Linked DNA regions of Homo sapiens: region 2 is linked to region 1. Evidence: chromatin loops called from intact Hi-C (ENCODE). Cell type or tissue: HepG2. All regions are shown on one strand. Links, peaks and the distances in the headings refer to the core of each region. The heading gives the core; the rest is flanking DNA. Region 1 overlaps WWOX (WW domain containing oxidoreductase). Region 2 overlaps WWOX (WW domain containing oxidoreductase).

Region 1 (4,393 bases), core at 95-4,094:
GTGAATGAAAGCATATACTGTTCAGTTGTTTATTCTTCAGCAACATCTGAGTATCCTCGAGAAATGAGTGGAATGAACCGCTAGAGATGAATAGCCTTAAGCCCTCAAAGCTGAGCCCTTTGGGGTAACTTGCTCTAATTCTGCCCTCTCCAGTTTGAGTTTAGGTTAAATTCAGCTTGCAGATTGCACCAAGCCTGATGCCTCCCAGCCATCAAGGAAAAGGGTACCTAACATTTTGAATCTCCATTAATCTTACAGCTCAGATCCTGTGTATTAAATCTCAGCATTTTCAGGGATGTATACTCTGGCAGAAAAACTTTAATGATTTTTTTTTTCTGATGCTGCCTAGAAAATATTAGAAAGAAGACCCTTCTTTCCTTTCCTTTCTTGTCCTGTCCTGTCCTGTCCTGTCCTGTCTTCCCTCCCTCCCTCCCTCCCTCCCTTCCTTCCTTCCTTCTCTCCTTCTCCTCCTCCTCCTCTCCTTTTCTTTTCTTTTCCTTTCCTTCTTCTTCCTTTCTTCCTTTATTTCTTTCTTCCTGTATTATTTTCTTGTATAGCTCAGGTCTCACTGCTTTGCTGCCATTCTTGTGGAGAATAATAGGTAACAGAGGTGTGCACCTGGCCTCATTTATTGTCACACTGGATAGGTAATAGACGCCGGCATGGCTATGCTGTGGTTCCTGCTGATGGGCACACTATTACAGGTGCATGATAAGTGTGTCGTACGCAGGAAGTACGTTTCCCCCAGCCTTCCCTACCTGCTGAGGGCTGCTCCCAGCCTAAGGATTTCATCCAGATAGATTCATAGCGCTTCCAGTAAATGCACCCCTTGCCTTTCAAAGTTGAAAAAGAAATTACTTTGGACACAAAGAGGTGTTTCTTTTGACACAGCAGGCATGTGAAAAAATAAGCAAAAAAACAAGAGGGATTTCTGTTACCATTGGCATGTGCTTCTCTTTTACTTCTTTAGTTCACAATGCCAGTGGTTCAGCTTCCCGTTCTGATCCTCACTGCTCTAATCTCTTCATCTGTGCTTGCAATCACAGCCACGCGGGCTCGCAATATTACCACGAAATCATTTTATCTGTTGGAATCTCTTTCCTGTTCATTACTCTTTTTTATCCCCAGGTAGACAAACACCCTAAGTTTACCTCTTGCGAATTGTACGCTTTAAGGTTAAGGAATTCGTAGTTGAATAAGAATGACTTTTCACATAAATTTAATGGAGTTTTATCTTCTGAGCCAAGGCTTTATTTAAGGAGTCTTGGGAGGTAATCATGTGTTACCTGAGACTCTCCGCCCATAGGATGTAGTTCCTTTCCATTGGAACACATGGGGACCGAGGGAATAAAGAATGTTTTCATCTCTGAAAATATCTCTCATTCTTCCAATCAATGCTGCTCTTTTCTTGCATACTGTATACTGGGAAGCATTTGTTTCGATTTGTGGTTAAATGTATGTGTCCACTGGACTTCAGTATCCACCCTTTGAAGGACCGCAGGAGAAGTTGTTCAGGTAGAAACATACAAGGGCCGGATGCGGTGGCTCACACCTGTAATCCCAGCACTTTGGGAGGCCTAGGCGGGTGGATCACTTGAGGCCTGGAGTTTGAGACCAGCCTGGCTAACATGGTGAAACCCTGTCTCTACTAAAAATACAAAAATTAGCCAGGTGCGGTGGCGCAAACCTGTAATCCCAGCTACTTGGGAGGCTGAGGCAGGAGAATCGCTTGAACTCGGGAGGCGGAGGTTGCAGTGAGTCGAGTCGTGTCAGTGCACTCCAGCCTGGGTGACAGAGCGAAACTCTGTCTCAAAAAACAAACAAAAAGAAACATACCGGGAGATCTGGTTCTATTGAACCCCAGTGCAGCCATGGGTAGAATTTTAGGCTTATTTATATTCCATTTCACCACAAGATGTCACCAGGGCACCACACCAACATGGTCTATGGACCCTCTCTCTGGCAAATAGAGTTATGGTCATCAAACAGCACCTGCCCAGGGCTATGGGGAGAGGAAGCTGGTTGGCTTTGTCACAAATGCCTTGATGTCTCTTTCCTCCCCTGGGGCCCATCTCTTCCAGCCTTTGCATAGAGAGAGAAGGCAGGCAACAGGACACAAGAAGATTTTCCCAGAGTCCAGGGTGTTCTCTTACCCCTGAAATCGTTTCTTCACTGGATGGGAAGGCAGGCACCCAGGGGGAGATGGCATCAGCTGCATAAACAATTTTTCTCCTCAGTAGACATTTACATGAGTCAATAGGAATCATATTCTCTCTTTTTTTTTTTTTTTTTTTTTGGAGATGGTCTCACTCTGTTACCCAGGCTGGAATGCAGTGGTGTGATCTCAGCTCACTGCAGCCTTGACCTCCTGGGTTCAAGAGATCCTCCCACCTCAGCCTCCTGAGCAGCTGGGACCACAGGTGCTTGCCACCATGCCCAACTAACTTTTGTATTTTTTGTAGAGACAGGGTTTCACCACATTGCCCAGGCAGGTCTCAAACTCCCGGGCTCAAGCGATCCTCCCACCTTGGCCTCCCAAAGTGCTGGGATTACAGGTGTGAGCCACTGTATCTGGCCTAGGAATCATATTCTCTTCACTGAAACATTTCAGATGACTTAAAAATTCACCTTGTAGAACTTTTAAAATTGAAACTTTCTGGTGAACATCATTAGTTGACAGATATGTCATTGAAGTTTCATCCTTCTTCATTTCAGAGTCTGCTGGAAGACCCTTCATTTACCACTCTCTCCTTCCTGGAGGTGTGGAAATACTCTACCTGGGTGAGGCTCTCGTGGCTTTTTGTGCCAAGTGTCCGTAAACTTCAACTTAATTGTTTTAAATCCTTTGTGGTGATTATGCGGAAGGTCAAATCTAACAGGAAGCTCCATGTCCACTTGATGTGTACTTACTTCTATTTTTGCACCTTGTGTTGTTTGTTATCCTGAATTATGCCAGGGCTGGTTTGTGCTAAGATACTTGTTATTTGACCTCATAATACCAGCATGTCCCGTTTGTATAACCCTCTCTGTAGCTTCTTCCAGCATGTGATCATACATCTACCTAACCTCTCCCATTGGTTGAATTTAATATACTAGTGAATTTTCCATTGCAAAGATGAGGTTACGAATCATAGTGTTCATACTCAGAAGGACTTTATAAATATTTTGCCTTTTTGAAGTATATACAAGAAATGAAAAAAAAAACAGGAATAAATAAAAAGAATAAAAAGAGCCAGGACTAGAACCTACAATTCCTGACTCTTGATCAAATTGCTTTTCTTTTTAACTCTAGTTAAATATTTTCCATTCTTTTTAACTCAAGAAGCCTTTGTTTTTGTTGTCATCGTTTTATGATTAACTTATATCTGGTCCTTTAGACATTTAGATTTTTTCTGTTTTATCTCTCTCTATATGTATATCTGTATATATATTTATCTATATCTATATAGAGATATATATATATATATAAAATAATGAATGAAATGGACTGTTTGCAACCTCAGATGTATTTCTAGGACTTAGAGTGATTAGCTTGAGGCGATGGTAGTTTCTGTTTTTGGAGTCTCTGTAGGTCTCAGACTCACAGTCTGTACTTCTTGTTTTGGGGGCTAATTAAGTGGACAGTTTCAGTGTTGGTAGCTCATTTAAGCCATAAACATGCAGACCATGTGGAATCCCATTAGTCAAACCTTAGCAGAGTGCCTTGATGAGTACCTCCTTTTCTTTCTGAATTCTATTAGTTGATGCTTTGTTCTTTCTCCCCAAGAGCCATATCTCAGCTATTTCTTTTCATTTCTTGTGTATAGTTCAACATCTTTCTTTCTTTTTTTTTCTAAACAGGATCTCACTCTGTCACCCAGGCTGGAGTGCAGTGGCATGACCATGGCTCACTGCAGCCTCGACCTCTGGGGCTCAAGCGATCCTTCTGCAACAGCCTCCCTAGTAGCTGGGACTACAGGTGCATGCCACCACACCCAGCTAATTTTTATATTTTTTGTGGAGATGGGGTTTTACCATGTTGCCTAGGCTGGTCTCGATCTCCTGGGCTCTAGCAATCCTCCCACCTCGGCCTCCCAAAGTGTTGGGATTACAGGCGTGAGCTACCGTGCCCGTGCCCGGCCTTACGTTTCAGCATCTTTCAATCCATCTAATACGCAGTGCCAGGGAAGGTTTGTGAAAACATTTGAATCACAGAGTCACAAACAGTGAGAATAGCTGCAGTTATGTTTGTGATGCTCTAATGAACTTACAAAAGGCCAGGCCTAGTATTTCAGCTGTGTCCATGATGTCTCTGATGGAAATGGACAGGTAACATGATGTACACAAGCATTTGACTGTTGCATCCTTTGATTGGGCCATGTTCATGCAGCCAGCCTGGGAAAGCAATTAGTAG
Region 2 (4,393 bases), core at 84-4,083, 540 kb after region 1:
TTGAGCATCAGAATAAAACCAAGCACCAGAAGGTGTGGTTCAAAGATGCTTTCCTTTTTCAGTCTCTGGTCAATTTGTTGTTATTTTTCTTCAAGAGAGTTGTTGGGGTTGGGTAGGCGCAGGGGCCACAAGGCCATCTTTATAAGGCTCTGGCATTTGATAGTGAGGTATTTTGGTATTCCAAATAATTGGTGGAAGGATGGAAAGGTTAAATGGAAATTATGTAAGGGCTGCAAAGAGATTCATATATGACTATTTCATGAGTGCTTACTATATACCAGGCGCTGTTACAGCCCGTGTAATGCCACCTGGGAGTTGGGGGGAGTCACCATCGTCCATCCGTCTGTCCATCCATCCATCCATCCTGCCTCCCTCCATCCTTTCTCTTTTTCACAATGTCTCTTGCTCCGCCCCCTCTCTTCCCCTCCTTCCTTCCTATCCAGTGCTTGTAACCTGTCAAGCACATGTTGTAGCCATTGGGGACATCGTGGTAAACAAAGCAAAGTCCTTGCTTGCATTCTGTGACAGATGGAGATAAAATGGGTAATTAACAAATGTAATCCCTCCCACCCACCCCCCACATTATTTATTTATTTATTTATTTATTTATTTATTTATTTATTTATTTATTTATTTTTACCATGTCTGTTACTCCATCAGTCAGGATCCAGTTAGGAGACAGAAACTATATCATAATTTTAACAGGGAAGATTTAATATTAAGAATTATTAGCTACAACAGGGTTTTGGCTACTAAAGGGTAAAGAGAATCAGGCCGAGCACAGTGACTCATGCCTGTCTGTAATCCCAGCACTTTGGAAGGCCAAGGTGGAAGGATCGCCTGAGTCCAGGAGTTCGAGATCAGTGTGGACAACATAGGGAGGTCCTGTCTCTACAAAAAATAAAAAATAAAATAAAAAAATAAAAATAAAAATAAATAAAAAGTAGTTGGGCGTGTGTGGTGGAGCATGTGGGGGTCCCAGCTACTTGGCAGGCTGAAGCAGGAGGATCGCTTGAGCTCAAGAGGTTGAGGCTGCTGTGAGCTATGATCTCACCTCTGTACTACAGCCTGGGTGACAGAGTGAGACCGTGTCTTTAAGTAAAATAAAATAAAAAAGAGTAGGTCGGGCATGGTGGGTCATGCATGTAATCCCAGCACTTTGGGAATACGAGGTGGGCCAATCACTGAGGTCAGGAGTTCGAGACCAGCCTGGCCAACATGGTGAAACCCCGTCTCTACTAAAAATACAAAAGTGAGTCGGGGTTGGTGGTGTGCTCCTGTAGTTCCAGCTACTTGGGAGGCTGAGGCAGGAGAATCACTTGAATCCGGGAGCCAGCGGTTGCAGTGAGCTTAGATTGCACCACTGTACTCCAGCCTGGGCCATAGAGTGAGACTCTGTCTCAAACAAAAAAAAAATTTAACTCTAAAGAATCCAAGAATACAGATTTGGGAGCAGCCAGTACCAATGGGGGATGGGGCAGTACACCCAGGAAAGAGCAAATCTGGGGTCCCCACGGGCCAGGACTGGGATCTGGACTGGGCCATGGCCCATTGGATGGCAGAAAGGTTCTCACTGAAGCCCCCATAAAGGTGGGACTCACTGGGAAACCGCTCTCTGTGGTGCCAGGGAAGGACGTCTGTGGGAGGTGCCTACCAAGGAAGTCTCTGGAAATCAGCCTGCAGGGGTGGAGTGCCGGGAAACTCCCGCCCCCTCCCCCCCTCCCCGAAGTGAACCGCCCACAGGGAGATGCCCCTATGGGAGCTTCGCACCAGAACCCGTCTGCGCCAGTGTCCCTGCAGCGCCCTCTACTGGCGAAGCTGGACATGGCGTCCGCTGGCAAAGGGGAAACTCTTCTTTCCTCCCAAGCCGAGCAATGCTAAATGTGCCTGGTACTGAGACGTCATCTGTGGACGGTTGGCACCGATGCTAATCAGTGCTATGGGAAAATAGGCAGAGCGAGGAGCGTAAGAATTATTATGTGTGCTGTTTGATAGAGACTGTACAAGGAAGACCTCTCTAAAAAGGTGACATTTGGAGCAGAGACATGAAGGAAGGGATTGCTGGAGGCAGAACATTCTAGGCAGAAGGAACCGCACGTGCAAAGGCCCTCAGGTCAGCCGGCATGGCATGCAAGTAAGCCAGCTGCAACACAGCAGGTGTGGATGAAGGGAAGAGAATTAGCATTTGGCCAGAGCACGCATTTTAAGGGATGGAGATCCATTTGGATAGTCTTGAACACAGAACTGACCGGAACTGACTTACTCTTTGAAAAGATCGCTCTGGCTGCTGTGTTGAGTGGATTGGTAAGGGATAGGTGGTGAAGACTGAAACAGGGTATCCAGTTAGGAAGCTATCACAGTGATCCAACCCCCAGCTTCTGTTGAGGTTGAAGAACATGCATGCCCAACCTAAATATATGTTCAAAGGTGGTTATTACTGTTTGAGGTGATGAAAGAGTTTTGGAGATAGAAGTGATGGTTGTTCAACATCATGAGTGTAATTAATGCCACGGAATTGTATCCTTAAAAATGCTTAAAATGCGCTGGGTGCGGTGGCTCACGCCTGTAATCCCAGCACTTTGGGAGGCTGAGATGGGCGGATCACTTGAGGTCAGGAGTTCGAGACCAGCCTGGCCAGCATGGTGAAACCCCGTTTCTACTAGAAATACAAAAATTGGGCGGGCATTGTGGTGGGTGTCTGTAATCCCAGCTATTTGGAAGGCTGAAGCAGGAGAATTGCTTGAGCCTAGGAGGTGGAGGTTGCAGTGAGCCAAGATTGTGCCACTGCACTTCAGCTTGGGCAACAGAGTAAGACTCTGTCTCACAATAAATAAATAAATAAATAAATAAATAAATAAATAAATAAGAGTTGGATCACAGCAAAGGTGAGCTTTAACGAGTTCAGTCTAGCTCTCTCACAAAAAAAAAGTTAAAATGACAAATTTTGTGTTACATACATTGTACTACAATAAAAACCATTTTTTTGAAAAGAATAGTACAAAAATGATACTTCCCTCTCAGTGTATTTTACCAAGGGATTATTAGTGTATATGTGTGTTCTTACTGGAAATGTTAATTGGACCTGTAATTCTTTTTTTAACTTTTATTTTGGGTTCAGGGGTACATGTGCAGGTTTGTTATATAGGTAACTTCATGTCACAAAGGTTTGTTGAACAGATTATTTCATCACCCAGGTAATAAGCCTTGTATCCAATAGTTATTTTTCTGATCCTCTCCTTCCTCTCTCCCTCTACCCTCAGGCAGGCCCCAGTGTCTGTTGTTCTTTCTTTGTGTCCTTGAGTTTTCATCATTTAGCTTCCACTTGTAAGTGAGGCCATGCAGTATTTGATTTTCTCTTCCTGCATTAGTTTGCTGAGGATAATGGCTTCTAGCCCCGTCCGTGTTCTCGCAGAAGACATGATCGCATTCTTTTATATGGCTGCATAGTATTCCATGGTGTATATTCACTACTTTTTTTTTAATCCAATCTGTCATTTGTGGACATTTAGGTTGATTCCAGTAGACGTGTAATTCTTCTTGGAAATGTTAATCTTGATCATTTGGTTAATGTGATGACTTCTGGGTTCTGCAGTGTGAAGTTATTATCTTCCCTTTTGTAGGTAACAAATACTTTGGAAGAGATTAAACAAACAAATAAAAAAGTGGTGATTGTTATTACCAGCATGGCTACTACTAGCTAATTCCAGGCTTCAAGCCACTGGGGCATAGGCATATGTTTAGCTCATTCCACAGGAGGGGAACAGAGGCTCAAAGAACCTAGGTAAGTTGGCTAGGCGCGGTGGCTCACACCTGTAATCTCAGCGCTTTGTGGGGCTTAGGCAGGAGGATTGCTTGAGCTCAGAAGTTTGAGACCAGCCTGGACAACATAGCGTGAACTTGTATCTACTTAAAGTAAAAATCAAAAAAATAATGGGGTGCAGTGGTACATGGCTGTAGTCCCAATTACTCAGGAGGTGGAGGTGGGAGGATTGCTTGGGCCCAGGAGGCTGAGGCTGCAGAAAGCTGTCATCATGCCGCTGTGCTCCAGCCTGGGCATCAAGGTCTGTTTTGCAGACCTTGTCTCCAAAGCAAAACAAACAAACAAAAGAAACAAACAAACAAACAAAAAGAAATTAGGTAACTTGCTCAGTGGCTAGTGAGTGGCTAGATTGTAAGCTTCATGAGGGCAGGGGACTTTGACGATTTTGTCGGTATCCTAAGCCGCTAGAACAGTGCCTAAACATTTGTTGGGCAGTTAATATATATTTGTTCTATTAATAAGTAGAGCCCGAGTTTGTGTTCTCCGATTCCACACCCCATGTTCCTTCTACTACAACTTCTGGCTCTGGCTTCTGGACTGTCAGTCATTAGCACTCCCTATCCCTAAGGTTTC

The links. Peaks named below come from ENCODE experiments on the same cell type or tissue, not always from the same donor. Only the 100,000 strongest peaks of a DNase experiment are listed, where the experiment ranks them.
Region 2: a loop joins it to region 1, with 20 times the contacts of the local background. A loop is called at or near these places in 4 of 110 quality-filtered maps.

The regions. Positions count from the first base shown.
Region 1 is chr16:78,226,065-78,230,457 of GRCh38, forward strand. The region is part of intron 5 of WWOX (WW domain containing oxidoreductase); the gene reads left to right. Among named protein-coding and RNA genes, the nearest start is that of WWOX-AS1, 13 kb to the right of the region's middle. In HepG2, for the core only: a CTCF peak has its summit at 1,924 (motif pointing right); a DNase peak (open chromatin) is centred at 1,937.
Region 2 is chr16:78,768,949-78,773,341 of GRCh38, forward strand. All of the region lies in intron 8 of WWOX (WW domain containing oxidoreductase), which reads left to right. Among named protein-coding and RNA genes, the nearest start is that of WWOX-AS2, 270 kb to the left of the region's middle. In HepG2, for the core only: a CTCF peak has its summit at 1,800 (motif pointing left); a DNase peak (open chromatin) is centred at 1,773.